Linked DNA regions of Homo sapiens: region 1 is linked to region 2. Evidence: chromatin loops called from intact Hi-C (ENCODE). Cell type or tissue: PC-9. All regions are shown on one strand. Links, peaks and the distances in the headings refer to the core of each region. The heading gives the core; the rest is flanking DNA. Region 1 overlaps SPNS2 (SPNS lysolipid transporter 2, sphingosine-1-phosphate). Region 2 has its middle 11 kb from the start of SPNS3.

The links. A loop is a pair of places that touch in the nucleus more often than their neighbours do. Peaks named below come from ENCODE experiments on the same cell type or tissue, not always from the same donor. Only the 100,000 strongest peaks of a DNase experiment are listed, where the experiment ranks them.
Region 1: a loop joins it to region 2, with 11 times the contacts of the local background. A loop is called at or near these places in 13 of 110 quality-filtered maps.

The regions. Positions count from the first base shown.
Region 1 is chr17:4,507,019-4,523,773 of GRCh38, forward strand. It overlaps SPNS2 (SPNS lysolipid transporter 2, sphingosine-1-phosphate), which reads left to right. Exons shown (of 13, transcript NM_001124758.3): 2 at 6,229-6,294. Among named protein-coding and RNA genes, the nearest start is that of SPNS2, 17 kb to the left of the region's middle. RefSeq lists enhancers at 2,428-2,487, 5,181-5,827, 7,184-7,841. In PC-9, for the core only: a CTCF peak has its summit at 6,606; DNase peaks (open chromatin) are centred at 5,923, 6,633, 7,403 and 8,643; H3K4me3 peaks cover 2,624 bases; H3K27ac peaks cover 6,215 bases.
Region 2 is chr17:4,415,143-4,429,893 of GRCh38, forward strand. No RefSeq gene overlaps it. Among named protein-coding and RNA genes, the nearest start is that of SPNS3, 11 kb to the right of the region's middle. RefSeq lists a silencer at 5,548-5,747. In PC-9, for the core only: CTCF peaks have their summits at 5,653 (motif pointing right), 5,854 and 6,955; a DNase peak (open chromatin) is centred at 5,679.

The sequences.
Region 1 (16,755 bases), core at 3,473-11,472, 93 kb after region 2:
TGCCTGAGTCCAGAGCACTGGCTCAGGGACTGCCTTGGCCCAGTCCCTAGGCTGGTGGGGTGCCAGCGGGGCCGGGCTGTGGGTTCCCAGCCTTAGCCATCCAGCGCCAGGTCAGCAGAGCCAGGCTCTCAGGCCCCTGTAATTACCGGGGTGGGAGCTGCAGCCAAGCGGGAGCAGGGGTAAGACTCCCAGCGTGAGCCAGCACTGAGGCCTCCACATGGGGACCTGGGTCCCTCTGAGAGGGACTGGTGAAGGGCATCAGGGCCCATCCTTTCAGATTGCTAGGCCCTGTCTTTCCAGGCATCTGCCCCCATTTTGGATAAAAGAAAACCAAGGTGGGAATGCCCCATTGTTCTCAGGTCATAGCTGGGGCTGTGTCCTGTCCCACTAGTTAATTACAAATGATAACATTTATGACATTTATTGAGGACCTACTATGTGCCAGGCACTATTCTAAACACTGAATGTGGATTAACCTACTTAAACCTCACAACAACCATATGAAATGAAGCAGGTCTTCAAATTAAGCCATATTACAGAGGAGGAAACTGGCACAGAGAGGTTATGTTATTTCCCCAAGGTCACACAGCAGAGAAAGTGGGAAAACCAGGATTTAAACCCAGATGCTCCAGTTCCAGAGCCCATGCTCTTGAGAATTTAGCTAAGCCACCTGCTGCTCTGAGACAGGCTCAGGTAGGGTGAACGTGGGCTGATACTGACTGTGCTTGGGGAAAGCAGGGGGTACGCGGGGACAAGCTTGAGTGCCAGGTGCCCTGTCTGGGCTGCCTAGGAAGGAAGAGACCTCAGGATCACGCTGTTGGCATCTTGCATTTGAGGCTGGCCTGAGCCGAGGGCTCTTGAGGTCAGTGTGGATTTCCTCTTACACCTTGGCCTTTCGAGGATTCTGTGATGTCAGCAGATTGGGCCTGGCTGGAGGAGGGAGGAGGAGGCCAGAAGTCCTGGAATCGGGGCTTGACTCCTCTCGGGGCTACTGAAGAACCAGCAGTGATGGGGAATCACTGTGAGTGTCTGGGGCAAGCTGTTGAGTGAGTCAGGGCCAGAGTCCATCCAGTTCTGGGGGTGCCCTTGAGGTTACAGGCACCACTTCACCAAGAGCCTCAGAGGAGAGAGGCGCAGGTATCCTGGTAGACGCGACTTTGGATCTGCGCCCTAGAGGTGAGGCAGGTCTTAATGGCTAGAGAGGGATAGCCTAGGAAGAGGCACAGCTGTGGCCAGGGCTGGGCGGCCTACAGCCTGTGATGTGTGATTCCAGGGAACTCAGAGCAGCCTGGCCAGTGGTTTCCAATCACCTGGGCAGTGCGTTTATAGATTCTTAGGTCCCACATCTAGAAAGGGTGACTCTGCAGATTTGGGGAGGGCCCCAGGAAGCTGTATTTTAATAAGCACCTTCCCTAAAGGTGATTGGGATTCTCAGGCAGGTTTGGGGATCTTCCCAGTCTCTGCATTTACACAGGAAGAAATAGGGGTCCAGGGAGGTGAAAAGTCATGGCTAGCAGCATTTCCCTTTGCCTGGAGTCAGGGGCTGTATGTGTGTGCGGTGGGCACTGTGGTTGGGAGAAGAGCTGGCTTAGGGCCAGACCGTGGAGGCCTCAGATGCTAGAATTCTGGGCGGCAATGGGGCTGCTAAGTGTGAGTGGGCAGCCGTACCCACTGGGCCAATACTCGTAGAACAGCGCCTGGCACAAAGTAGTTGGTGGATATGTGTCAATATGTGCATTGTCGCTGTTGTTATTGGTACCATTACTGAGCCAGGGGTCTGGGCCAGTGGATCTTAAAGGACTGATGGACGACTCTGAGGCCAGAGGTCACCAGTGGGCCACAGCGTTAGCTCCTTGAGTCCAGGCACTGTCTCGGGGTCTCTAGAGGCCCAGACCAGGACTTAGAACTCAGTAGGAGATTCGTAAGAGCTTGTGAGATCAGGCAGCAGGAGGGATGCCGGCTGGCCGGCAGGGGCTGGAGGCAGGGAGTCCAGGGAGGAGGCTGGACGATAAAGCAGATGGAGAATCACCGGGGCCCATTCATGAGGTGGAGGGAGCCAAAGGGGTATCCTGGCTGACTCCCAGGGTCCTGCAGTGTCCTACAGGGTCCGCTCAGGGAATGGGGACCCAGTGGTGAGCTGAGGAATCAGTCAGGAGGCTGGGAAACAGGGATGAGAGCGTCCAGGGGTTGAGCCTCCAGGAGGTGGTTGGTTTCAGAGGAGGAAAGGAGGTGAGAATATTGACTTGGGAAGGGAAAGAACTCTCCAGAGTTCTTAGCCAAGTGTCGTGGTCCACGCCTGTGGTCCCAGCTACTCGGGAGGCTGAGGCAGGAGGATGGCTGGAGCCCAAAAGGCTGAGGCTGCAGTGAGCTGTGATTGTGCCACTGCACTTTAGCCTGGGTCAGAGAGCAAGACCCTGTCTCAAAACAACAACAAATGCTGTCACCTGTGAAAGGAGGAGAGGAAAGGAACAGCTGGCAGAGGGGACAAGTCAGAGCTGTTCTCACCACCAGGGTGAGGGAGGTGTGGGCGTGTTTGTGGGCTGCTGTGCAGGAGCCGGAAGCCAGGGAGAGGCTGAGTGCACGGGCCCAAGCCAAGGACTGACCCAGCGCAGCCTCCCTGCCAGGCGAGAGAGACTGTTGGCCCAGAGTAGGGGACGTTGGCCTCAGACAAGAGGTGAGACCTCCTGGGGCTTGGGAGGTACGTAACTTGTCAATGGATGTTGTTCCAGAATGTTTTCTTGGGTGATGAGAACCCTGTGGCTAGGAGACGATTCCAGCTGTGGATTTGGGGTATGCCTGGAGAGGCCTGCATTGTGGCTGTGTTGGCTGGGGTCTGCATCTGGGGTAGGAACCCCACTTTGCATGCACGCCTGGCGGGGTGGGCTTGGCCTGAGCTGTGGGAGGCTGCTCCTGGGCGTGAGGCCCATCCTGTGACCCACCAAACCTCAGCCTCCAGGAAAGAGGCTAAAAATAAGGCTGTGGTGAAGAAGGGAGGGGTGCGTGGGCCTGAGCCGTGCTGGAGCCCAAAGGAAAATCTGAGGCGACCCGCCGAGCTGCTGTGACACACGCTTCCCGTGCCAGCGGCCAGCGGGATCTCACCCTCCTGTGGCTGTGGCCGCCTCCAGGCCCGGAAGAGGGAAAGCAAGCCAGAAAGGTTCAGCCCAGGTCCGACCTTGGGCCTCGCAGCCTGCAGGAAGCCCTGCTCCCTGGGAAGGTTCTCTCTGGTCTTCTTCCTGGAGCTTGGACTTGGACCCAAGACTGGGCGCTGGGGAGTGGTGGGACGGGAGCAGGCCATGTTATCCAAAAGCTTCCTGTGTCCTGGGAACTGCCCAGGACTTCCCAGAGACCTTAGACGCCCATCTGGATGTGGAGGAATGTTCTCCCTCTACCAGGAGCTCTATGTGGTAGGAAGTCAGGGGAAGGCTTCCTGGAGGCAGAGGCAAATCCTGGACCTTGAAGTCATCGGATGGGGAAGTGTGCCGCTGGATAGCTGGATACTGCAGGGAGGAAGCGAGAGTGCTTTGATTTGCCGTGGACACAGGATGTCATCATGATGGCTATTTTGATATGGCCTCCCTCCCAGAAATGGAACCTGCAGTTACTGCAGACCCGTGTCCCTCCTCTGGACTATGGATGGGGACCCTCCTGCCTCCTCCTGACTCCGCCCATCCTCTTGTCCACCCGACACCAAAATCGTGACTGTCCCTGCTCTGAGTCCTGGAGATGACCGGCCACGGCTCCTGCCTGGCTTGTGGTCTAGTGGAGGATGAAGAAACATTCACCCACGTGTAAAGTCCCTGTGGGTTATGTGTGTGCTGGGCCCTGGAGGACACCAGCAAACCACGCAGAAGGCAGCGTGGCAGGAGAACGAGCTTTGGTTTTTGGCAATAGACCTCGTTTCAGATCTCACCTCCAAAACAGAATGTACTGTGTGACAAATTACTTCATGTCTCAGAGCCTCGGTTTCTTCCTATATAAAATGGGATGAGAATCATAAATACCAGCACAGATAGTGAGGACAGCGTCTGTACCATCTTCAAAGCCTCACGCAGTTCCTTGGAACTTAGCGGGAAGCGGTAACTAGCGGCTCTCAGCTCAGGAGGAGCTCATAGCTGTGCTTCTGTGTGCATTCCCTATAGAACCCACTCATCCTGGTAGGCCCAGTGCTAAAACGAGTTTGGACAGGGGAAGAGTGGGGGCAACTAACTTATTGAGGGTGGTGGGAGGGGAGCAAGCAGGGGAGATATTCCAGAACAGGAGGCATCTGAACTGGCCTTGAAGAAGTGGCAGGAGTGAGCCTGGTTGACGGAGTTGTACCAGAATAGAAGAGGAAGTGTGCAGAGTCAGGGGGCCATGAGTAGTTTGGGGTGGCTAGTGGAGGGGTGGTGTCCTGAGAAGTGAGGCCGGAGGGCGGGGCTGGCAGGGCCACACCTTCACCCTGTGAAGTGACTGTGCCACAGAGGGATGGGATCAAACCTACACATCAGGAGGGGGAACAGAGTCCTGACCCAGAAAGGAATGGGTTGTGGGGCTGTGAGCCTCTGGGGCTGGGTCAGGGCACCTCAGAGGTCCCTCTTGCTGGCTCTGCCATCCACAGGCCTAGGATTGGCCCCGGCTTCTACCTTCAAGGCAAAGCCACAGCCTCTGCCTTGGTTATTAAGTCATTAACTGGGCCTCACACAGCCTCTTCATTACGGGTAATTATGGTCAACCCACTCAGGGCATTAACAAGGAGGAAGACAGCTTCTCTGGCTGTCAGGCTGCTGGGACATCCGCCCGTCTGTCCTGCATTCCGGGAAATTGCTCAGGATTCCAACCTGGGTCTCGGAAGGGACAGTGACGTTCCAGCCTCCCCACTCCTTCCACACCCCCAGTCCCAGCTGCCAGCAGGATCCTCATACAGCACCTGGAGATTCCACTTTTTCCTACTTCCCTGTGGTGTGACTTTGAGCCCACAGCCTGACTTCCTATGCTCCAGTTTCCTCATCTGTCAACTTGGATCCTAGTACCAGCCTCCTAGGGCTGTGTGGGGATTATACAGGCATTTAATGCTCAGTTCGGCAAACCATCATCTGTTGAATGCTGCCATCATCATCGTCATCATGAAGAGCTCTGGAGTCCCCCAAAGGCTTCTGTCCCTGCCTGTAAGGCCCCCAAAGGCAGGGCCATCTCCTCTTCCTTCTTCCGCTGTCCCTTCTCACTGCAGATGTGCTATGGTCAGCGGGGCTCTGGCCTGTGCCCTGGGTCCTCCTGTCCTCACAGATAATGCAGGCAGGGACCCTGAGGCCCACGGGGATGGGGGTTGTGCTTACTCAGGAGCCCTGGCTGAGTGCTGCGAGGGGTAGGAGGTCCAAGATCCTGCCTGTCCCCCAGAAGCCATGGCTCTGCCAGTCTGCTGGGGCTGTGGGTGGTTTCTGGGTGGTCCAGCTGCTGCCCCCACCCCGTGACGTGCAAAGCCCTAAAGTAGTTGGGCTTGGAAGCGGGTGTGGCCTCAAGAAATCCACTTCTCCCAAGAAAACGGGCCTGGAGCCCCGCCTGCTTCCCTCTGTACCCTGGGCCAGAATCTGAAAATGGAGGGGCCCGGTTATAATCCTGAGGGCAGCTGGGGTGACAGTGTGTGTGTGTGCGTGCGCGCGCACGGGTATGTGTGTGCGCGCGTGGGTGTGTATGCATGTGTGCAGGTGTGTGCACACACGTGCGTGCGTGTGCAGGTGTGTGTGTGCATGTACAGGTGTGTGCGTGTGTGTGCGAATGTGGTTGTGCACATGTGCAGGTGAACCAGAGTGAGCGGCTGCCCCTCCCAGGCCAGAGGGCTCCCCGCAGCTTTCAGGGCCCCCGCTGCTCTCTGAGTCATGGGCTTTGTGTTCCCCCTGAGGGAAAGGCCTATGTCTATTGCACTGATCCACGGCCTGGGCCGCAGGTAGGGAAGAGGCCCAAGCTGGCAGATAGGAGGTGTGGTTGCCCATGGGGCAGAATGACCGCAGAGGAGCCCTGCCTTTCCCTGCCCCTCGGGTCCTTGTGAGTGATGGGAACAGGCTGAGGACAGGAGGTCCCCGGGGAGGCAGGAGGGAAGCCTGGGAAACCTGGGCAGGGTAGAGGTCGCAGCAGAGCAGGAGTGCCGCAGATATGGCCAGGCTGGGCCCTGCAAGGCGGGAAAGAGGCTGGGCTGGTCTGTGGGGACACCAGCCATCAGACTCGGCCAGTGAGCACCCTCTGTCTTCCCTCCAGGCGTCCTTCTGGACATCCAGCAGCACTTTGGGGTCAAGGACCGAGGCGCCGGCCTGCTGCAGTCAGGTGAGGCCCACCTCCCACCTTCCCCCCCACGCCCAGGCGTTGGCGTCGTGGGTCCTGTCCTGTTGGTCGTCATCTGCCACCCGGTCTGTCTTCCCCTGTCCTGACTCCTGGAAAGAGAGTGGGCTTTGCATCCCAGTCTCACTATTGCCACCTGCCAATGGCACTGCTTCTCTGAGCCTCTGCTGCTTTTCTTGTGTAACAAAATGAATAATACCTGCCCTGAGGGGCTATGGCAGGTAAAGGAGAGTGCAGGCAGAGGTTGCAGAGGTGAACTTTCTCTGGGTCCTGGGGCCTCATCGGGACCCAGTGATCCAGGCTCCCTCCTGAGGCTGGTGCAGGGAGCTCCTTAATTCAGTAAGTTGGGCAATGCCAGCAGAGCCGTGGTGACCCTGTTTTTATCTCCTGCCCTCCCCCACATTCCTTCCAATATCATCAACCCTGGGAATCGCCTCTTAGGTGACGAAGCAAAAAACTCCAGCTAGTCAGCCCCAGAGCGGTTCCCAAGCCCGGGGCAGGCGCCTGAGAATCTGGGCCCTGGACTGGACGTGGGCCTGAGGTTCCCTACCACCCTCTCCCCTGGGGCCCAGGCTTCTGATGGGCTGCCAGAGCAGGGCCTGAGCCCCCAGGCTGCTGGAAGCTGGGCCGGGACAGTGTGGGAGGCCATTAAGCACTTATGGCAGCCCACCAGCCCCTCCCTCCAGGGAGCGTGCCTCCCTTGTCCCTGCCTTCCCCATGACATGGCCCTGTGGGAGCTGGGCCCTTGGCTCCCTGGCCTTCCCACTGGCTGAGGCCATGTTGGCGATGCTCTTAGCAGCAACCTTCAGGCCTGGGCAGAGACTAAGGCCAGTGCTGCCACTCAGGGCTTGGGGCGGGAGGCCTGGTCCTGACTCTGCCCTAGTCATGCTGTGTGGCCCCAGCCTGGATCCTGCTTTCTCTGGGCCCTTGGCCCTGGAGTCCATCTGGCTGTGAGCCCCCGTCAGATGCAGGATGAGGTCCCCATGGTCTGCATTCCAGTCCAGTCGGTGAACCCCTTCCCCTGCCTGGGCCCTCCTGGGAGGGAGGGGGTGGAGTGAGCTCGTTCTGTCCAGGAACCTGCCTGACCTGTCTAAGTGGCATTCCAGTACTCACAATCCCTCCCGAGCTCACAGAATGCCACAGCCACTCCCCCCACCTCCCTTCCTAGCTGTCCTTACAGCCCAGATGGGGACTTTGGGGCTCAGAGAGAGGGGTTGCGATGGTTCTCAGGCTCAAGTGAGACTTGACTGTTCTAGGATGGGGCAGGGCCGTGCGGTCCAGTATCCCCTATAGGTGGCCAGGTCCCTGCCCTGGCAGACATCATGTTTTCCCAGGCCATGAGCCCAACGCCTCCCCTACCCCTTCCTGGGTCTCCCTGGCTAGGCCAGAATAAGTCTGCCTGCCCTGCCGCCTGAGACAGGTTCCTCTAGCCCTCTGGGCTGTGTGCATGCAGTGACCAGCACTGCAGCTGGGAAATGGAGTTCCAGCCACATGGGCGCATGGGAAGGAGTGGGCTGCCAGGCTGGCAAGGAAAGGGTGGGAGAAGGCCTAGCTGCCCAACCCCCGCCCTGTGTGGCCCCTGACTCACTGGGGACCTGGCCCGAGCCTCATCCCCCTCCTGGTCCCGGCCTCACTGCCTCATCTGGAGCAAGGCTCTACCCCACGCATCCTCCATTTAATGACCACTGAGCATGGTCGGGGCCAGCACAGCCCAGGGAGGGGGCGGGAGGTACAGGGAATGGTGGGGAGGGTCACAGGCCGGGCAGGGGGTTGGGGGCTCGGCTCAAGGCAGGTGTGAGGGTTCCCTGGTTCTTTCTGCGGTTCTGTCCCAGGCTGGCTTCTCGGGCTCATGAAAGAGAAGTCACTCCGTCCCTCCTCATCCCGGTGGCCTGGCTGGAGGTGGACAAAGCACACACAGGCATTGTCTTGTTTCATTCTTCCAGTAACCCTACGGGCTCTGTTTGTCAGCTGCACTTACCAGATACAGGGACAAAGGCCCAAGACAGGGAAATGGCTTGCTTGAGGGCTGGCAGTGGAGAGCAGCCGGCCTGGAATAGGGACCTGGGCCTCTGCCTCTGCTGCCCATAGGCTGGGGGGGAGCCTGGATACCTGGCATCTCAGTGTCCCCAGGGCGGGTGCCTCTGGGCCATGGTGAGAATTGCCAGCATTCTGAGGGACCCTCTAGTCTGTACACCATGGCCCTCACCTGTCACCTACCCCGGCACAGCTAGGATGGCTCCCCAGGGTGCCCTCACCCCTTTGGCCACCTAAGCCAAGAAGCCAGTCGAGTAGACCATGATGTTACTCAGTGGACAACTAGGCAAGTCACATAATTGGCCTGTGTCCCAGGCACCTGTGCCTTCCCCAAGCCCGATAAGGTCGGAGCCAGGTGGAGGGCGCCAGCCAGGTGTTGGTGCTTGCCCAGATCAAAGGGCCAGGGCTGAGAGCTGGGCTGCCTGCTTATTTGTGGCACCAGGGGCTGCTGGGCCAGGAGACAGGGAGTGGGGGTGGCTGAGGGTTAGGCCTGGGCTTGCCCCTGCTGTTTCCCTCTTGGGACCAGGCAGGAAAACTGCTGAGGATGAGCCCACTTTCAGCAGCCCCTTTGCAGATTAGATGGCTGCTGGTTTGGACCTGGCCCCTGGACCCCCTGCAGGAGCCATATCTCAGGCTCTCTGAAAGCCCACAGCAGAATTACAGCTCATAGGCTGGGCGCCTATGGCTTACGCCTATAATCCCAGCACTTTGGGAGGCTGAGGCAGGTGGATCATCTGAGGTCAGGAGTTCGAGACCAGCCTGTCCAACATAGTGAAACCCCATCTCTACTAAAAATACAAAAATTAGCCAGGTGTGGTGGTGGATGCCTGTAATCCCAGCTACTCGGGAGGCTGAGGCAGGAGAATCGCTTGAAGCCAGGAGGCGGAGATTGCAGTAAGCCCAGATTGCGCCATTGCACTCCAGCCTGGGTGACAGAGTGAGACTCTATCTCCCCAAAAAAAAAAAAAAAAAAAAAAAAAAACAAAAAAACCGCTCATAGGTTTTGCTGTTTTGGGAAATCAGGAGCCCCCATGGCCTACACCTAGAGAAGCAGCTGCCACTGAACCTACTGCCTGGCAGGCCGTGTGCTGGGCTCTGCCCAGACTCAGTTCTTACCCTCAGGTAGATTCCCTCTATCTATGGGGGCAGAAAACGTATCATCAAGCCACCACCCAGGCACAGGGGGCTGTGGGAGCCTGGGTGGACGGCAGAGAGCGTGCACCTAGCTCTGGCCGGTGGCCGCGGAGAACACTTCCCTGAGGAGGAGACGTTTGAATGGGGCTTTGAAGGATGAGTTAGAGTTTGTAGTCAGTGTGTGAGATCGAGTAGATGTGTGAAGCCCTCCTTTCCCCTCCAAGCTAGATAAAATATGCCAAGAAAACATGTTGAAATTACAAAGCTGAGCTTGACAGCTAAAGCTAGCAGGGAAATTCCCAGATGCCAGAAGCAGAGAGCTGAACTCAAAAACCGGAGTGGGAGCTAGAATTGAAGCCAAGTGATGCAGAGTGTTTAGGGACCAGATAAACGTCTTCGAAGCTTGTTACGGTATTTTCAATATAAACATTTTTATCATGAAAAATTTTAAACAGACATAAAAAGTAGTGAGAATGGCGCAACGAACTTCCATAGAACACATCACCCAGATTCATCAAGGGAACGCCCGCCTGGCTCAGTTTCCGGGCCTGGGGTTTCTTCGTTCTAACCGTGGGTGATTTTGTTTCCATCCAAGCTTCCTGATTCCAAGCTGTGTCCCCAGGCTGCTGGGTAGTTTTTCTGGTAGAGTTCCCTTTCGAGAATGGGCATTTCCCACCTGGCGCTGGCTAGTTCCAGCCCCTGCTCCGTACAGGCCTGGGGCTTCCACTTCCTTCCCCATAGAGGCCCCCTCTGTTTCCAGGGACCCTGGCAGAAGCAAATCCCAAACCATTCCTTAGGGAATTCTTCATGACCCAGAGCCTGCATGGGACACGGGACAATTTCCACTGAAGACAAACTCAAATTCAAAATTAATAGAGCAGGCCAGGCGCGGTGGCTCACACCTGTAATCCCAGCACTTTGGGAGGCTGAGGCGGGTGGATCACCCGAGGTCAGCAGTTTGAGACCAGCCTGAACCAACATGGTGAACCCCATCTCTACTAAAATACATAAATTAGCTGGGCATGGTGTGGGCGCCTGTAATCTCAGCTACTCAGGAGGCTGAGGCAGGAGAATCGCTTGAACCCAAGAGGTGGAGGTTGCAGTGAGCCAAGATCACACCACTGCACTCCAGCCTGGGTAACAAGACCAAGACTCCGTCTCAAAAAAAAAAATTAATAGAGCATACAGTTCTCCCTCATTTTTTTGAGAGGGAGTCAGCTGACCCTGAAGATGGGAAAACAGATTCGTCACAAAGGGACTTTAAAATTAGGTGTGTTTAATATTCAAAGCTCTAAAGGAAAGGATAGGACTTGTAAGACAAGAACAGAACATTATGAAAAGAGAACCGGAAAATGTTTAAAAGACTAATATTCGAAAATACCAGAAGTGAAAAATATGTATTAAAATAAAAAATGGAATAATTAGGTGAGTTAATGAGTAGACTACACCTAGTTGAAAAGAAAAGTGAATTAGAAGCTAGATCTGAGGAAATCAGCGTCAATGCAACACAGGGAAGGGTGAGGGAGAACGAAGGCTGTTTGTGGCACTGCCTGACTCGAGTGGCCTGTGGCCCATTGGCCATGGGTTGGCGTATGGGGAGAACAGAAGGAGAAGAGGCTGGACAGTGGGCAGGGTCTGAGTGTGAAAGGCTTGAAGGCCAAGATAAGGCATGTAGGTTTTGTCTTGGGGCAGTAGGGAGCCAGAGAAGGTTTTGGAACAGGGCAGTCCGTGTAAAATGTGTGTCTCGGGCCGGGCGCGGTGGCTCACGCCTGTAATCCCAGCACTTTGGGAGGCTGAGGCGGGTGGATCACGAGGTCAGGAGATCGAGACCATCCTGGCTAACATGGTGAAACCCCGTCTCTGCTAAAAATACAAAAAATTAGCCGGGTGTGGTGGCGGGTGCCTGTAATCCCGCTACTCGGGAGACTGAGGCAGGGGAATGGCATGAACCCAGGAGGCGGAGCTTGCAGTGAGCCGAGATCGCGCCACTGCACTCCAGCCTGGGCGACAGAGCGAGACTCCGTCTCAAAAACAAAACAAAAACAAACAAACAAAAAAGATGTGTGTCTCAGGATATTCATTCTGGGACCAAGTGTGGGAAGGGGCAGCAGAGGAAGCTGAAGGCTACTCAGGGCCGGGGTTTGTAGGCTCACGAGGAAGTGCCAGGATGGGGATGGGGGAACGGAGGGAGAGTGGGGACAGAGGAAGAGCCAGCTCAAACCGAAACCAGACAGTGCCTCTGTTTTGGGGGTAAGTCTCCTTCTGCCTGTTCTCCCCTCCCGTCTTTGGCCAGCCCAGCGACTCCTGCTTCAGCAGACTTGGGTTCTGAAGGCACAGCCGGGCAGCCCCTGCGGCTGTTCCCCAAAGCCCTCCTTTTCAAGGAGTGGCCCCAAAACCTCATTCACCCTGAGGCCTGAGAGCCCAACACAAGGTTTACATCCTGAGTAGGGGATCACAGAGCAGGTGTTCCCGTCCTTCCACCGGGAAGTCTGAGCGTGGTGAGCTTTCAGGCGCTGATGGGGCCATCTGTCCTGAGCATTCTCCGTCAGCTTGGCCAGCCCAGGCCGTCCCTTGGATGGCAGAGCCTGGCCCCCGCCCCACCCATGCCTGCCTGAGCACCCTCCCTGCCCACAGGATGTGGAGGATGGTAGGTCTTCTCCAAATAACAGATCAGCCATGTAAAAATAGCCGTGGCTCAGCCCAGGCCGAAGCAAGGGCTGAATGCAGGCTCCAAGGCCACAGGGCGGGGGCTCAGGGCTCCCTCAAGCTCAGACTTGCCCTTTCCTGCTCCAAAACTGCTTTCTGGGGTCATACAGGCCATGTGTGCCATGGGGATGGCTCCGCTCACCATGGACAGGGGTCCTGGGGCTGCCCACCAGGACACCGAGGGCCCGTGGGGGTTCTGAGCTCTGGGCTGCCGTGAGAGGTGGACAGCACTGGCTTTCTGACGGCCTCCTGCCAGCCTGGCGAGGAGGAGGGAGTGAGGCCCTGGCCCAAGACCCCGAGGCAGGCGGGCTGGTCTGACCCCTCCCTCCCTGCTGTCACGGCCCTGCCCGCTCGGCCCTGGCTCCCTGCCCTGCCTCTCCATTGTCCTAGACCTGTGGGCTCAGCACACCCTCCACAGGATGTCCCTGCGGGAACTGCTGGGAAAGCCGCCCCTACCAAAACCAGGGGTGGGGCTGCCAGTCTGCCCAGAAAGCTCTCCTCAAACAAACAAAGACCACGGGATTGCGGGGTGGTGGGCAGGGGAAGCTTCTAGCTTGGAGGCCCAGCCCAGGCTGGTCTTTATTCTCAGCAGAGTTGCCTGCTGGCCTCTGTGTCCCCATCGGACACAGTCCACATGGGCAAGGCTTCGCCTATCCTGTCCCTTCTGCCAGGAACATTCTCTCAGCCCCCTCCCCGTCCCTACCCTGATTGTGTTCAGGCCCCTCCATGGCCTGTGACCTCCAGGGGGCCAGGCGGGGTCCTCCCTCCTGTCTGTCCTGAGCAGAGAGAGGGCAGCAGTGATGGATCCCACCTCCCTCCTGACCCTGGACTGCCATGTCCCAAGGGAAGACACTGAGGGGCAGGCTGGTCCAGACTGTGCCTTCCTAATTTGGTCTGTCATCTCGGGCAACTTCCTCCACCTCTTGGGGCCTCAGTGACCTCAGCTGTTAGATAGGGATGGACGTGGGGAGGATCAGGTGAGCTAAGGGCACGTAGGTGCTTGGGCAAGTTCATCAGGCTGGGGCCGGTGGGTGGGGACGGGGCGTGCCAGCTTCTGCCAGGAGTCCACCTGCAGTCCTGGGGACTTCTGCCCATCTAAGTGAGGAGCCAGAAACCAGGGAGGGGTTGAAAGAGCTAAGAAGGGCCCGTGCTTCCTGCTCCACTGTGGGCAAGAGGAGAGAATGGAGCATGATGGCCGGGGTCTGGCGAAGGTCTGGGTCACGTCCCTCCAGTCCCTCGTCACCCCCCCGGGAGGGGGCTTTTTCAAGGATCCTACCATGGTGTTGGGGGGCGGGGTGGAGAGAGCGCGCTGTGGTTCTCTGCCGCCTTCTAAACACCAAACCCTGTCCTGGTCTTTAGCCCAGTCCTCCCTCCACAGCCTCATCTCTCGCTGCTTCCTCTTGAGCATCCTCAGGCCATGGCCTGACCTGTCTCCTTGCTGTCCTCAGCAGGCCCTGAACTTTCCCTGACCTTGGGAACATCAGCTGGGACCTTCCCCCTTCCCAGCATGGCAGTCTGGGGAGTGATTTAGAGCAAGGACTCTGGAGTCTGCCAAACTGGGATTTAAATTCTGGCTCAGCCGCACACTCGCTGTGTGACATCACTTCTTTTGGCCTCCATTGTCTCCTCTGTAAAATGAAGAGAACAGAATCAAAAGAGATCATCTGTGCATATGTCAAGGCTGCATGCTGGGCCTTGCCTATATATCCATAAATAATAACTGCAGTTATCATGAACACTAAGCATCATGCCTCGTGAACCATTATACAATATTGCTGATCTGAAGTTTATATTTCAGCGTATATTCTTGATGTTAAGTATTATCTTAGCGGTAAACTCCTATGCATGCTTCAGTGCCCAGCTTTGTCACCACCGCCTCCGGGAAGCCTCTCTTCATTATCCTGGCAGGATCTGGAGCTCCTTGGTGGTTCCCCAACATAGGTTGTCCTTTAAACAGAGCAACCTATGAACAAGATCTGCCCCTGGCCAGACAGGGGGAAACTTCTCTTCTGATTCCTTCTGTCCACTTGCCACCTAGCACAGACAGGCACAGGGAGAACAATTCCTCCTCCTCCCCCAACATGTGTCAGTCCTGATGCAACTGGAAATCTCCCTCCTGCCACATTCTGATCTGATCTCAGGCAGGTCCTTGGAGGCAGGCCCAGCAGGAAAAATTCTTTTTCTAAATGTGAGGAAATAATTTCTGCCTTGACTAATTTAAACAAGGGCCCAGTGTTGACCAAGGCCGGCCTGCTCTGGGCAGGGTGTGGCATTAAGCACCTTGCACGTGCTATCCAGCACCCAGACCCACCCTGGAGAGCTGCTATTTTTATCTTCATTTTACAGATGAGGATGCTGGCATGTTGGCGCTGGCTCAGGCCAGCTCATGAGAGTCAATTGTTAACATTTCAGGAATGGTGTGTGAGCTAGTCGTAAAATACAACCATTGTTAAAAACTAAATGATATCGGCTTACAATTAAATAATTAGAAACAAGGTAATAACTACTCAAAAGTCCTCACTTCCTAATTATTTTGCTGTGTTTCAGCGTTATCTGTGGTCCTATGGTGAGTGGCGTCTGTTCTATTTGTGTGGTAGAAACACTGGACAATGGCGTGTCCCCGCACATCCCTTTCCAACGCCCATCAGTGACACGACGTGGGTAGCTTGAACTCAGCCAGGGCGGAGTGTTTACACCACAGAAATGGGCAAACACGGCCGGGCACGGTGGCTCACCCCTGTAATCCCAGCACTTTGGGAGGCCGAGGCAGGAGGATCACCTGAGATCAGGTGTTTGAGACCAGCCTGGCCAACATGGCAAAACCTTGTCTCTACTAAACATTCAAAAATTAGCCGGGCGTGGTGGCAGATGCCTATAATCCCAGCTACTTGGGAGGCCGAGGCAAGAGAATCGCTTGAACCCGGGAGGCAGAGATTGCAGTGAGCTGAGACGGTGCCACTGCACTCCAGCCTGGGCGACAGAGCGAAACTCCATCTCAGAAAAAAAAGAAATGAGCAAACACGCCACATCAGGGCTCCCCTCACCCTTTATCAGAGCCAGTTAAACATATATCAGCACACCACTGAAGGTGAGACACAGAATGGCTGTGGCCTGACTGAGGTCACCGGCTGGGAAGGAGCGGAGGTGAATTTGAGCCCAGGGAGTGTGCCTCATGCCCGGATTTGTGCACCCGCATGCTGATTCTCCCCAAGGCCTCTGGAATTAACAGGTCTGCTCGTACACCCACCACCCACGCGCACTCACTGGCCTGTTCTTGCTGGCATAAAAGAGGGGCAGTCACTCCTCCAGCCAGGTTCAGGGGAGCTCTGCCTGGCCCTCTCGCCTCTCTTTCACCTCTCTCTTTTCCTCCTTCCTCCCTCCCTCTTTCTCTTCTCTCAGGTCCCATCTCGCCAGGGTCTCAGGCCCACGGAGGAGCAGCCGGGACCACGCACACATTCAGCCTGGCGGTCAGAGGCCAACTGGCTGCCATGTCTGTCACTCCCAGCCTTTGTCTGGCCATCTGCCCATCAGCTGTGGGACTGCTTTCCAGGGGGAGGGATGGGGGGCCACCTCGCTGTGTGACCTAGGGTCCACCCTACCTTGCTCTGGGCCTCTTCATCCCACCTGGGACCTCCAAGGCCCCTCCCATCACTGGCAGTGGCCTCCCTGTGGAATCTTCTAAACCTCTTGTTCTGGAAGAACAAAGCCAGGTCACGGCCTTTGTTCGACATCCCCTCATGTTTTCCTTTCTCACCCATGGACGTCACAGTCATCACAGTGGGCTCCGGGGCCCCACCCCAGCCTCTTTCCTGCTCCTCCAACATGCTAAGTAAACTCCTGCCCCAGGGCCTAGGCACTTGCTGTTCTTGCCCCAATAATTGCGTGATTTGTTTCCTTACCTCCTCCAGGTCCTGGCTGAAATACCCACTTTGACCGCTCAATTTAAAATTGTGGTGGCCGGGTGCAGTGGCTCACGCCTGTAATCCCACACTTTGGGAGGCCGCGGCAGGTAGATCACTTGAGGTCAGGAGTTTGAGACCAGGCTGGCCAACATAGAGAAACCCCGTCTCTACTAACAATACAAAAATTAGCTGGGCGTGGTGGCAGGCGCCTGTAATCCCAGCTACTCAAGAGGCTAAGGCAGGAGAATTGCTTGAACCTGGGAGGCGGAGGTTGCAGTGAGCGGAAATCGCACCACTGCACTCCAGCTGCCTGAGCAACGGAGCAAGACACTGTCTCACAAACAAATAAAACACCAGCTAACTATATCAATAAATTTCTCTCAGCCAGGCACGGTGGCTCACGCCTGTAGTCCCAGCACTTTGGGAGGCCGAGGCAGGTGGATCACCTGAGGTCAGGAGTTGGAGACCAGCCTAGCCAACACGGTGAAACCCCGTCTCTACTAAAAATACAAAAATCAGCAGAGCGTGATGGTGTGTGCCTGTAATGCCAGCTACTCGTGAGGCTGAGGCAGAGGTTGCAGTGAGCGGAGATTGCACCATTGCACTCTAGCATGGGTGATAGAGTGAGACTGTTGTCTCAAAAAATATAAAATCGTGGCATCCACTTGCT
Region 2 (14,751 bases), core at 2,311-10,310:
GCACAAGCGATTCTCCTGTCTCAGCCTCCTGAGAAGCTGGAATCACAGGTGTGCCACCATGCCTGGCTTGTTTGTTATTTTATTGATGTGATATACTGCATTTATTGACTTTCAGATATTAAACCAACCTGGCATCCCATCCCAGGGATAAATCCTACGTGATCATGGTGTATCATTCTTTTTTGTTTGTTTTTGTTTTTTGAGACGGAGTCTCACTCTGTTGCCCAGGCTGGAGTGCAATGGCACGAACTCAGCTCACTGCAAGCTCCACCTCCTGGGTTCCAGCGATTCTCCTGCCTCAGCCTCCCGGGTAGCTGGGATTATAGGTGTGCACCACCATGCCTGGCTAATTTTTTGTATTTTTAGTAGAGACAGAGTTTCTCCATGTTGGCCAGGCTGATCTCAAACTCCTGATCTCAGGTGATCCACTCGCCTCAGCCTCCCAAAGTGCTAGGATTATAGGCGTGAGCCACCATGCCCGGCCTGTGGTGTATCTTTTTATTATTATTATTTTTTGAGACAGAGCTTCACTCTTGTTGCCCAGGCTGGAGTACAATGGGGTGATCTCAGCTCACTGCAACCTCCACCTCCTGGGTTCAAGTGATTCTCCTGCCACAGCTTCCTGAGTAGCTGGGATTACAGGCATGTACCACCATGCCCAGCTAATTTTGTATTTTTAGTAGAGATGGGGTTTCTCCATGTTGGTCAGGCTGGTCTCGAACTCAGGACCTCAGGTGATCTGCCCTCCTCGACCTCCCAAAGTGCTGGGATTACAGGTGTGAGCTACTGCGTCTGGCCAGGTGTATCATTTTTATAATAATAGAATTCTTATTATTGTTTTAAGCCCCTAAATTTTGGGGTAATTTACTAAGCAGCAACAGACAACTAGCTCAAGCTGCCTGTTATGGGACCACAGCCGTCGCCTTGCTTCCTTAGCTCCCAGGTGAGTGTAGTCAAGATGGAGGCAGATGCCTTCTTGGGGGCCTGCTCTCTTGGCTGTAAGGGCCTTTTCTTTCCAGTGGCTTGTGGTGAGATGGTCTAACCTGGAGCTGGGGCCAGGGACTCCCTCTTCTGTCTGGTGAAATGGGTGTTGCAGCTGCAGCCAGGAGCATAGGGAGGCAGAGCTGGGACAGAGCCTGAGCTTGTCCCCTGGGTCTTCAGGTTCTTTCTTTGGTAGTGAGAGTTGAGGCTGGAGTCTCAGCTGTGCCCTCCCGTGGCCTTCACTTATGGTTAGCTACATGTGGGAAACAGATGTTGCCTATTCACATGAGGGGTCTAGGTTGCCTCCTGGAAAAAAGAATTCACCCCAAATAAGGAGAGAAAGAGGTCCTCAGCCTTGGTTGGTGCAAACCTCTGGTGCTGGAGAGCAGAGTGATGCGGTTTGTAGCACTGGCCCACCGTGCGGGTTGTCCTCTGCTCCTTGGTCCTTAGTCTAAGGAAAGGGAGAGGGGGTGTCAACACTACAACCCTGGATCCCTGCAAGACACTGGCTGCCCCACAGAGATGCCCCTGTGTACAGAGAGCATCCAGGGGCCATGCGTTTGAAAGACTGTTCCAAGTGAATGCAAGATTTTCTTTTTCTTTTTTTTTTCTGAGACACAGTCTCGCTCTGCCACCCAGGCTGGAATGCAGTGGTGCACGATCTCAGCTCACTGCAACCTCCGCCTCCCAGGTTCAAGCAATTCTCCCACCTTAGCCTCTTAAGTAGCTGGGATTACAGGCACATGCCACCACACCTGGCTAGTTTTTGTATTTTTTAGTAGAGATGGGGTTTCACCATGTTGGTCTGGCTGGTCTCAAACTTCTGACCTCAGGTGACCCGCCTGCCTTGGCCTTCCAAAGTGCTGGGATTACAAGCGTGAGCCACCGCACCCAGCCCATATTTTCGACTGGGGATACAGTTCTAGCTATTTTACTGATGTAGGCCAGAGCATCCTTTGCCGAAATTCAGAGCCTATTACTCCCAGGCTGGTGAGGCTGATGGCCTGAGAAGCTAGATTTATTCACTCATTCAGAGCACCTGTTTTGTCTTCCTGCTCTCTACAAGGCCTGGGTCAGCGGGAGGCAGAAAGGCCTCCTTTCCCTCGAGAGCCTCACTGACCAGTGAAGGAGACAGAAAATCCTAATGATGAGCAGTAAGTGTCATAATAAAGATAAGCCAAGCCAAAAGGCTTAGCCAAGCCTGGCAGCTTCCTGGAGGAGGTGATGTGTGAAGTTTGCACTAGTAGGAGGTGGCATCAACAGGCCCATGGGGTGAGTGTTGAAAGTTCAGAAAGCTGGGGATGGAGGGAGTTTGGAGCATTCTCTTTCTCCTTTTCATCTATCTCTGTCCACTTCCTCTTTCCCTTTCCCTGCTTCTCTTTTCCCAGCTTCCCCTCAGTTTGCCAGGCCCTCTCATTCCAATCTCTGTTCCCAGTTTTGGCCCACTGCTCACCAAAGCTAGGTCCCTAATAACTGTGGGTCCCTATATTTATAGATTCCAAAGGAAAAGGGAGATTTTCCACACTGCTGTCTTGTGTTTTTTTTTTTTGAGACAGAGTCTCGCTCTGTCGCCCAGGCTGGAGTGCAGTGGCATAGTCTCGGCTCACTGCAAGCTCTGCCTCCCGGGTTCACGCCATTCTCCTGCCTCAGCCTCCCAAGTAGCTGGGACTACAGGCGCCCGCCACCACGCCCAGCTAATTTTTTGTATTCTTAGTAGAGACGGGGTTTCACCATGTTAGCCAGGATGGTCTTGATCCCCTGACCTCGCGATCCACCTGCCTTGGCCTCCCAAAGTGCTGGGATTACAGGCGTGAGCCACCATGCCCGGCCTTCCACACTGCTGTCAAATCAGGAGAGCCCAGGCGAAGAGGCAAACTGGGCCTTTGCAGGCACAAATTCCTGACCTTTCTGGCGTAGCTACATCCATGTGGCACCCACAGTCCTGAGCTCTGGAGCTGTGTGGAAAGCACACATCATTTGCACATTTTGTTTAGTTTCAAAGCATTATTTTTTATTTCATTTTATTTATTTATTTGAGACAGAGTCTGGCTCTGTCACCTAGGGTGGAGTGCAATGGCACGATCTCGGTTCACTGCATCCTCTGCCTCCTGGGTTCAAGTGATTCTTCTATCTCAGCCTCCTGAGTAGCTGGGATTACAGGTGCACACCACCAAGCCCGCACTCATTTTTATATTTTTAGTAGAGGTGGGGTTTCACCATGTTGGCCAGGCTGGTCTCGAACTCGTGACCTCAGGTGATCTGCCTGCTTCGGCCTCCCAAAGTGCTGGGATTACAGGCATGAGCCACAGCACGTGGTGTATTTTTTATTTTTATTTCTTCATTTATTTAGAGACAGTGTCTCACTCTGTGCTCCAGGCTGGAGTACGGTAGTGCGATCATGGCTCACTGCACCTTCAAACTCCTGAGCTTAAGCAATTCTCCCACCTCAGCCTCCTGAGTAGCTGGGACTACAGGTGCATGCCACCATGCCTGGCTAATTAAAAAAAAAATTTTTTTTTGTAGAGACAATGTCTTGCTATGTTGCCCAGGCTGGTCTCGGAACTCCTGGGCTCAAGCAATCCTCCCATCTCAGCCTGTCAAAAAGCTGGGATTACAGGAATGAGCCACCATGCCCAGCCAGCATTATTTTTTTTCTGATTATAAAAGCTATATATCAGGCTGGGTGCGGTGGCTCACACCTGTAATCCCAGCACTTTGGGAAGCCAAGGGAGGCAGGTCACAAGGTCAGAAGTTCGAGATCAGCCTGTCCAACATGGTGAAACCCCATCTCTACTAAAAATACAAAAACTAGCCGGGTGTGGTGGTGTGTGCCTGTAATCCCAGCTACCCTGGAGGCTGAGGCAGGGGGATTACTTGAACCCAGGAGGCGGAGGTTGCAGTGAGCCTAGATCGCGCCACTGCACTCCAGCCTGGGTGACAGAGCAAGACTCCGTCTTGCGGGGGGGAGGGTGGAAAAAGGTATACATCCCACTGCTTTTTCTTTTCTTATATTATTACTATGCAAGCGACACACTGCAGAAAAATTAATATACACAGATAAGACAGGGAGGCAGTACAGCAGAGAGGATGGGAGCACAGAGTTCAGAGCTACATGGGGCACTGACTTAGCTTCCTTGTGTCTCAGTTTCCTCGCGTAAAAAGTAAGTATAAGCTGGTCATGGTGGCTCACGCCTATAATCTCAGCACTTTGGGAGGCCGAGATGGGAAGATCACTTGAGCCCAGGAGTTTGAGACCAGCCTGGGCAACATGGGGAGGCCCCCTCTTTAAAAAACAAAATAAAAAATAAAAAATTAGCCAAATGTGATGTTGCACACCTGTAGTCCCAGCTACTCAGGAGGCTGAGGTGGGAGGATCGCTTGAGCCGAGGAGGGCAAGGCTGCAGCGAGCTATGACTGCAACACTGAACTCCAACCTGGGTGACAGAAAGAGTCCCTGTCTCTGCCTGCCCCCGCCAAAAAGTAAGCATAATGAGAATTTTTTTTTTTTTTGAGATGGAGTCTTGCTCTGTTGCCCATGCTGGAGTACAGTGGCACGATCTCAGCTCACTGCAACCTCCACCTCCCAGGTTCAAGTGATTCTCATGCCTCAGCCTCCTGAACAGCTGGGACTACAGGTGTGCACCACCAAGCCCAGCTAATTTTTGTATTTTTAGTAGAGATGGGGTTTCACCATATTGGCCAGGCTGATCTCGAACTTCTGACCTCGTAATCCACCTGCCTCGGCCTCCCACAGTGCTGGGATTCCAGGCGTGAACCACCGCACCCAGCCAGCATAATGATCATCGCCAATTAACAGGCACTCAGCACATGGTATGTGCTCTGTTAGTGTTTGCTATTGTTATTACTGGCATGTAATGATAGAAAAAAGAAATAAAGGAAAAAAGTTTACCTATAGTTCTATGAGCCTGAGATAAGTACACTGTTAAGCCTTTGAGATATAGCCTTCCACACTTTCACTATATGAACATACTTTATAAATATGGCCAGTTCCACAATGTGGTCTAAAATATGATCATAACTCTAATTTTCCCAATTAATTGTTCATGCTTGTGTATGCCTTATTATTATTGTTATTATTTTAGACGGAGTCTCGCTCTGTCTCCCAGGCTGGCGTGCAATGTCGCAATCTTGCCCCATTGCAACCTCTACCTCCCAGGTTCAAGCAATTCTCCTGCTTCAGCCTCCGAAGTAGCTGGGACTACAGGCATGTGCCACCATGCCCGGCTAATTTTTGTATTTTTAGTAGAGGCGTGGTTTAGTAGAGGCTGGTCTCGAACTCCTGACCTCGTGTTTCACCCTCCTTGGCCTCCCAAAGTGCTGGGATTACAGGTGTGAGCCACCACGCCGGGCCTGTGTATGCCTTATTAAAAAGAAATCCAGGGCCAGGTGTGGTGGCTCACGCCTGTAATCCCAGCGTTTTGAGAGGTCGAGGCAGGTGGATCGCTTGAGCCCAGGAGATGGAGGCTGCAGTGAGCTGTGATGACTGCTACTGCACTCCAGCCTGGTTGATAGAGTGAGACCCTGTCTCAAAAAAACAAAAACCATTCAGGATCTTGAGACCACCCTGTATCACCCAGAAACTTTTGAGAGCCTACACCATGCGGGGCATAGGTCATGACTGCTATTTCCCATCATGACCACATGGTGTCGCCATTGAAACCTGGTTGTAACCAGTCCCCAGGACTTGGTGGTAACGATGCTTTTTGAAATCGTGCTAACCTCAGCGAGAAGGGTTCTAGGCTTGAGATGTCAAGCTTGCTGTTCTCAGGGTTCAGTGGCTGTATTTCCTGCACACTTTCCACCATCTAGGGTGACTCCTAGCTCCAGGAGGCCTGGGTTAGGACAGCTTCTGACATCTGCCACCTTCTAGATCTAGAACCTAAAATTTTCCCTTCCTCTTTGGGAATCCATACCAGGAGCTCGTTTCAGCCCTGCAAGCATCAAGGCTGAGAGGTGGTTAGCCATCTGCGAAGACATGGTCTGCTTATCCCGTGGCCACTTTCTTTTTTTTTTTTTTTTTCGAGACGAAGTCTTGCTCTTGTCTCCCCAGGCTGGAGTGCAGTGGCACAATCTCGGCTCACTGCAACCTCTGCCTCCTGGGTTCAAGCGATTCTCTTGCCTCAGCCTCCCGAGTAGCTGAGATTACTGGCGCCTGCCACCACGTCTGGCTAATTTTTGTATTTTTAGTAGAGACAGGGTTTCACCATGTTGGCCAGGCTGGTCTCAAACTCCTGACCTCAAGTGATCCGCCCGCCTCAGCCTCCTAAAGTGCTGGGATTATAGGCATGAGCCACTGCGCCCGGCTACCCTGTGGCCCCTTTCTTTCCCATTCTTCCTCAGAGACAGAGGCAGACTTCCCTGGCACCCACCTTCCCAGCTTCTCCTGCAGACGTGGCACCGACATGTGACTCAACCTGGCCAGTGGGCTGTGAGGGAGCACCAGCAGGGGAATTTCTAGGGCAGATTTTCCTCCCTAATAAATACACATGAACACATTTCAGGATGAATCTCCTACCTTCTTATATGTGAGACGACAAGCCTCAAGATGGAGACTGTGGTAGCCAGCCTGCAAGAAGATCTCGTGGCAGGGCGTGGTGGCTCAGGCTGGTAATCCCAGCACTTTGGGAGGCTGAAACGGGTGTATCACCTGAGGTCAGGTGTTCGAGACCAGCCTGGCCAACATGGAGAAACCCTGTCTCTACTAAAAATACAAAAATTAGCCGGGCGTGGTGGCAAGTGCCTGTAATCCCAGCTACTTCTGGGAGGCTGAGGCAGGAGAATTGCTTGAACCTGGGAGGCAGAGGTTGCAGTGAGCTGAGATTGCACCACTGCATTCCAGCTTGGGCGACAAGAGCAAAACGACATCTCAAAAACAAAGCAAAACAAAAAAAAAATTGGCTTGAATAAAATACATAAATCTTCTTTTTTTAAAAAAGATCTCCCGCAAGCTTTCCCTCCTGGTATTCATGCCCTTCCACATGGAGGGGCAGCAGAGAGTATGGGAACACAGAGCATAGACTGGCCTGTGTGGCCAATGGAATGCAGCTGAGTACAGACCTAGGAGTCCAGGTCAGGAAAGATGCAGGCCAGACGCAGTGGCTCACGCCTGTAATCCCAGCACTTTGAGAGGCCGAGGCAGCTGGATCACCTGAGGTCAGGAGTTCAAGACCAGCCTGGCCAACATGGTAAAACGCTGTCTCTACTAAAAATACAAAAACTAGCTGGGCGTCGTGGCATGCGCCTGTAATCCCAGTGACTCAGGAGGCTGAGGTGGGAGAATCGCTTGAACCCAAGAGATGGAGGTTGCAGCGAGTGGAGATTGTGCCAGTGCACTACGTCCTGGGTGACAGAGCAAGACTCTGTCTCAAAAAAAAAAAAAAAAAAAAAAAAGATGTTGCAGTTTCTGCCTTGGTCCCTAATGTATTGTTCCCCCTGCAGGAAACTAGCCACCATACCGTGAGGATGCTCAAGCAGTCCTGTGGAGGGACCCATCTAGACAGGAGCCAACAGGCAGCACCAACTTGCCTGCCACGTGAGTGAGGCCCCTTGGAAACAGAGCTCCCAGCCCCAGTTAAGACTTTAGGGGACTGCAGCCCTTCACGGCAACAAGAGACCCTGAGCCATAGTCCTGCATCTCAGCTGCTCCCAAATTCCTGACCACTGAAAAATGCAAGAGATAAATGACTACTGTTGTTTAAAGCCATGAGTTCTGGGGGGATTTGTTTTATAGCAATTAATTAAGTAATCAAAGGCCAACACTATAAAGATTTCAGGGGGGAAAGATGAAAAACACTGAGTTTTTTATGATGTCATGGAGCCACTGAGTTAATCAACCCTGAAACTGCCTACTTCTTGATTTGCAGTGCAAGAGAACGAATGAATGTCCTGGTTTGGCTGCTGTTACTTCTGCTGTTACTTGCGGACAAAAGCATCCTTATTGATTCATCACATAAAAGATGACTCCCTGGGGATTTCTGAAGAGTGATTCCTGGCCGGGCTCGGTGGCTCATGCCTATAATCCCAGCACTTTGGGAGGCCGAGGTGGGTGGATTACAAGGTCAGGAGATCTAGACCATCCTGGCTAACACAGTGAAACCCCGTCTCTACTAAAAATACAAAAAATTAGCTGGGTGTGGTGGCAGGTGCCTGTAGTCCCAGCTACTCAGGAGGCTGAGGCAGGAGAATGGCGTGAACCCGGGAGGTGGAGCTTGCAATGAGCCGAGACTGCACCACTGCACTCCAGCCTGGGTGACACAGGGAGACTCCATTTCAAAAAAAAAAAAAAGTGATTCCTGAGTGACTTCCTGTGACCTTCTTTTTTTTTTTTTTTTTGATTAAGGGTCTTGCTCTGTCACTGAGGCTGGAGTACAGTGATGCAATCACAGCTCGCTACAGCCTCAACCTCCTTGGCTCAAGCAATCCTGCAATCCTCCTGCCTCAACCTCCTGAGTAGCTGGGACTACAGGCACACCACCACCATGCCTGTCTAATTTTTTTTTTTTTTTTTGCAGCGATGGGGGCCTGTTGCCCAGGCTGGTCTCAAACTCCTGGGTTCAAACAATCCTCTCACCTTGGCCTCCCAAACTGTTGGAATTACAGGTGTGAACCACTGTGCCCAGCCTGTCACCTCCTATTCTGTGAGGCTGGACATTTCTTTTGTTAAAAAAAGGACATAAATTTAAACTCTGATGGGAGCCACTCTGGAAGGGTCTCCACTAAAAATCATCTCAAATGAGCTTTTTTTTTTTTTTTTTGAGATGGAGTTTTGCTCTTGTTGCCCAGGCTGGAGTGCAGTGGTGCGATCTTGGCTCACTGCAACCTCTGCCTACTGGGTTCAAGGGATTCTCCTGCCTCAGTCACCCAAGTAGCTGGGATTACAGGCACCACCACCATGCCCGGCTAATTTTTTTGTATTTTTAGTAGAGACGGGGTTTCACCATGTTGGCCAGGCTGGTCTCTATCTCCTGACCTCAGGTGATCTGCCCGCCCTGGCCTCCCAAAGTGCTGGGATTACAGGTGTGAGCCACCACGCCTGGCCCCCAATAAGCTTCTGTATCAGAATTCACGAGAAAAAGCAGCCAAATAAGCTATGACTGGCCAGTTCACAAGTTTGTCTTTGATGTGTTTTATTATTTTTATCTGAATGGAATTATCCTGGACATGGATTTTGTAGGCTCTTGTTTATTTTTCACCATCAAATTCTGAACGTCTTTCAGATCAACATAGACTAACATCATGTACAGGGCTGTCTGGTGCCCCATTGTAGGGAGGTACCATGATTTATTTATTAATTTAATTTTTTTTTTTTTGAGATGGAGTTTCGCTCTTGTTGCCCAGGCTGGAGTGCAATGGCAGGATCTCAGCTCACTGCAACCTCCGCCTCCAGGGTTCAAGCGATTCTCCTGCCTCAACCTCCCAAATAACTGGGATTACAGGCATGTGCCACCACGCCCGGCTAATTTTGTATTTTTAGTAGAGACGGGGTTTCTCTATGTTGGCCAGGATGGTCTCGAACTCCTGACTTCAGGTGATCCGCTTGCTTCGGCCTCCCAAGGTGCTGGGATTACAGGCATGAGCCACGGCGCCTGGCCTGGAGGTACCATAATTTATTTAACCAGCCTCTGAAGCTGGGAATCTAGAATGTTGTCACTGTTCTGATATTACAATAACCCCATTTACTTTTTTTTTAATTGTGGTAAAATAATATAGAATTTACAATTTAGCCTTTTTTTTTTTTTTGAAACAGAGTCTTGCTCTGTCGCCCTGACTGGGGTGCAGTGACGCGATCTCGGCTCACTGCAATCTCTGCCTGCCGAGTTCAAGCGATTCTCCTGCCTCAGCTTCCCAAGTAGCTGGGACTACAGGCATGTGCCACCACGCCCAACTAATTTTTGTATTTTGTATTTTTTTTGACAGAGTCTTGCTCTGTCACCCAGGCTGGAGTGCAGTGACATAATCTCAGCTTACTGCAAGCTGTGCCTCCCGGGTTCACGCCATTCTCCTGCCTCAGCCTCCCGAGTGGCTGGGACTACAGGCGCCTGCCACCATGCCTGGCTAATTTTGTTTTTGTATTTTTAGTAGAGACGGGGTTTCACCATGTCAGCCAGGATGGTCTCGATCTCCTGACCTCGTAATCCGCCCACCTCAGCCTCCCAAAGTGCTGGGATTACAGGCGTGAGCCACCGCGCCCGGCTAATTTTTGTATTTTTAGTAGACACGGGGCTTCACCATTTTGGTCAGGCCAGTCTTGAACTCCTGACCTCGGGTGATCCGCCTGCCTCAGCCTCCCAAAGTGCTGGGATTACAGGTGCGAGCCCCTGCGCCTGGCCTCAATTTAACCATTTTTAAGTGTAAAGCTCAGAGGTACTAAATGCACTCACGTTGTGCAACCATTACCACCCTCCATCTGTGAAACTTTTTCATCATCCCCAACTGAAACTCTGTGCCCATTAAGCAATGACCCCATTTCTCACTCGCCCCCATTCAGTCCCTCCTAACCTCTATTCTACTTTTGGTCTCTGTAAATTCACATATTCTAGTCCAGGCGCCGTGGCTCTCATCTGTAATCCCAGTACCTTGAAAGGCCTGAGGTGGGCAGATTGCTTGAGCTCACGAGTTTGAGACCAGCCTTGGCAACGTGGCAAAACCCTGTCTCTACAAAAAATGCAAAAAATTAGCCAGCATGGTGGCGTGTGCCTGTAGTCCCAGCTACTCGGGAGGCAGAGGTGGGAGGATGGATTGAACCTGGGAGAAGGAAATTGCAATGAGCTGAGATTGTGCCACTGTACTCCAGCCTGGGTGACAGAGCCAGACCTTGTCATTCATAAATAAATAAATAAATGAATGAATAAAATAAATAAATGGCCGGGCGCGGTGGCTCAGGCTTGTAATCCCAGCACTTTGGGAGGCCAAGGCAGGAAGATCACCTGAGGTCAGAAGTTCGAGACCAGCCTGGCCAACATGGCAAAATCCCATCTCTACTAAAAATGCAAAAATTAGCTGGGCGTGGGGGGCACGTGCCTGTAATCCCAGCTACTCGGGAGGCTGAGGCAGGAGAATCGCTTGAACCCAGGAGGTGGAGGTTGCAGTGAGCTGAGATCGTTCCACTACACTCCAGCCTGGGTGACAGAGTGAGACTCCGTCTCAAAAAGAAACAAATAAATAAAATAAAATTAAAATTAATAATTAATTAAAAAATTCACTTATTCTATAAATCTCATATAAGTAGAATCATACAATCAATATTTATCTTTTGCATCTGGGTAATTTCACTCAGCATGATGTCTTCTTTTTTTTTTTTTTTTTTTGGAGACAGGGTTTTGCTCTGTCGCCCGGTCTGGAGTGCAATGGCACGATCGTAGCTCACTGCAGCGTCGAACTCCTGGCCTCAAGCCATCCTCCCACCTCAGCCTCCCCAGTAGCTGGTTTTAGAGGTGTGAGCCACCGCACCTGGCCAGTTGGATATATTCTAATGCTGCTCTCCTGGCTAACACCTAGCCTCCCTGACTTGCCCAACTCCTGGGAGTTCTGGCCTCAAGAACCCCTCCCTAGTCCCTGACTGGCTCTGAAAACCACCACAGCGTCTCTTTCTTGTTGGGTAAAGGTGAGGGCTGGACCCTGGAAAGGTCCTGTTTGGGGCAGCAGCTGCTAGGTGGGGGCTGCCAAGGTCCCCACTGCTGTGTGGTTTGCATGAGTGTGTGTGAGTGGGGGTGTGGGTGCTCGTGTGCCCACCTTCTCCTCATGCACTCACACTTGTGGATGTAGCTCTGCCCACTACTCTTTGGCTCTGAGGGCAGGGGCTGAGAACAAAGTTTCATCTACATGTGCTGGGGAAAACCCCATTATATTTAACACTCACAATACTTCCTCCATACCAAGCATAGTTCTAGGCACTTTTCAAACATCATCGTATTCAAGCCACAACAGTCCCATGAGGTGTGTACTATTTTTATCCCCATTTTATTTGTTTTATATTTATTTATTTTCAAGACAAGAGTCTTACTCTGTCGCCCAGGTGGGAGTGCAGTGGTGCGATCACGGCTCACTGCAGTCTTGATCTCCTGGGCTCAGGTGATCCTGGGATTACAGGCATGCACCACCATCCTTGGCTAATTTTTGTATCTGTATTTGTATTAAAAATTTTTTTTTTTAGTAGAGACGGGGTTTCACCATGTTGGTCAGGCTGGTCTCGAACTTCTGACCTCAGGTGATCCACCCGCCTCAGCCTCCCAAAGTGCTGGGATTACAGGCGTGAGCCACCGCGCCCGGCCTTAATTTTTACATTTTTAGTAGAGACGGGGTTTCGCCGTGTTGCCCAGGCTGATCTCCAACTCTGAACTCAAGCGATCTGCCTGTCCTGGCCTCCCAAAGTAATGGGATGACATTCACGAGCCACTGTGCCTGGCCATCCCCATTTTGTAGGTGAGAAAATTGAGATGGAGAGAGGTTGAGTGATCTGCCTGAGATCCTATGGCCAGTGAGCAGTGAGTCTAGCTGCGGAGTACAGGTTCTGAAGCAGGATGCGAGACCGCCTGCACGTGCGCATGGATGATCTTGAACTTCCCCTTCATTCACCAACTGTAGACCCCATGTGGGTGGTCACCGAGACGGTATGCGGCTGAACCAGGCAGTGGATGCCAAGGACCTCGTCATCATCGTCACCACCACAATAACAATACTCTACACTCTGTTTGTCACATGACAAGCTCTATGTTGGAAACAGTATGTGTATCTATATTAGTTCATCCTCACAATTAACCCCTGAAACATCGTCATATTATTCTCTTTTTAAGACTTACTGAGTCTTGCTCTTGTTGCCGAGGCTGGAGTACCATGGCGCAATCTCGGCTCACTGCAACCTCTACCTCCTGGGTTCAAGTGATTCTCCTGCCTCAGCCTCCCGAGTAGCTGGGATTACAGGCATGCACCACCACGCCCGGCTAAGTTTTTATATTTTTAGTAGAGACGGGGTTTCACCATGTTGGCCAGACTGGTTTCAAACTCCTGACCTCAGGTGATCTGCCTGCCTTGGCCTCCCAAAGTGCTGGGATTACAGGCATGAGCCACAACGCCCAACCCATCTTATTATTCTCTATCACAAATGAGAACACTGGTTGGGCGCAGTGGCTCGTGCCTTAATCCCAGCACTTTGGGAGGCCGAAGCAGGCAGATCACCTGAAGTCAGGAGTTCGAGACCAGCCTAGTCAGTATGGCGAAAGCCTGTCTCTACTAAAAATACAAAAAATTATCCAGGCGTGGTGGCTCACGCCTGTAATCCCGGCACTTTGGGAGGGCGAGGCAGGCAGAACACCTGAACTCAGGAATTCGAGACCAGCCCAGTCAGCATGACGAAATCCTGTCTCTACTAAAAATACAAAAAATTATCCACGCATGGTGGCTCATGCCTGTAATCTCAGCGCTTTGGGAGGCCAAGGCAGGCGGATCACCTGAAGTCAAGAATTCTAGACCAGCCTGGTCAGCAAGGCGAAAGCCTGTCTCTACTAAAAATACAAAAAATTATCTGGGCATGGCAGTGTGTGCCAGTAGTCCGAGCTATTCGGGAGGCTGAGGCAGGAGAATGGCTTGAACCCAGGAGGCGGAGGTTGCAGTGAGCTGAGATTGCACAGTTGCTCTCCAGCCTGGGGCGACTCTGTCTCTAAACAAGAAAACAAATGAGAACTCGGAGGCTCAGAGAGGTTAGAGACTTGCCTGAGGCACACAACTAGAAAGTAGCAAAATTTGATTTTGAATCCAGGCCGGTCAGACTGTAAAGCTCCTACTTTTTTGTTTGTTTGCTTTAACTTTTTTTTAAAGAAATAGGATCTTGCTGTGTTGCCCAGGTTGTTCTCAAACTCCTGGGCTCAAGCAATCCTCTTACTTCAGCCTCTCAAGTAGCTGAAACTATAGGCACGAGCCATCAAGCCCGGCTTCTTTAATGTTTTTTAAAAATTGAGGTAATTACATTACTTAAAATTGTAACCATTTTAAAGGATATAATTCAGTGGCATTGAGTGGATTCAGAGTGTTGTGACACCATCTCCTCTATCTAGTTTTGAAACATTTTCATCACTCTCCAAGGGGACTGTCTTCCCATTAAGCATTTTCCTCTCCTCTTAGCCTCTAGGAACCATTTACTTTCTGTTTCTGTGACTATACCTGTGCAGGATATTTTCTATAAATGGAATCATACAATATGTGGCCTTTTGTGTCTGGTGTCTTTCACTTAGCATAATGTTTTCTTTTTTTTTTTTTCCGAGACGGAGTCTCACTCTGTCGCCCAGGCTGGAGTGCAGTGGCACAATCTCGGCTCACTGCAACCTCCACCTCCTAGGTTCAAGCCATTGTCCTGCCTCAGCCTTCTGAGTAGCTGGGATTACAAGTGCGGTGCCACCACACCCGGATTATTTTTGTATTTTTAGTAGAGATGGAGTCTCACCTTGTTGATCAGCCTGGTCTCAAACTCTTGACCTCAGGTGATCTGTCTGCCTCGGGCTCCCAAAGTGCTGGGATTACAGGCGTGAGCCACTGTGACCAGCCAGCATAATGTTTTTAAGGTCTATCCGTGTTGTAGCATGAATCAGTACTTCCTTCCTCTTTATGACTGGATACTATTCCATTGTATGATTATGCCACATTTTCTTGACCCATTTATCAGATGGGCGTTTAAGCTGTTTCCACCTTTTGGCTGTTATGAACAGTGCTGCCATGAACATTTATGTACAAGTATTTGTTTGAGTCTTTGTTTTCTTT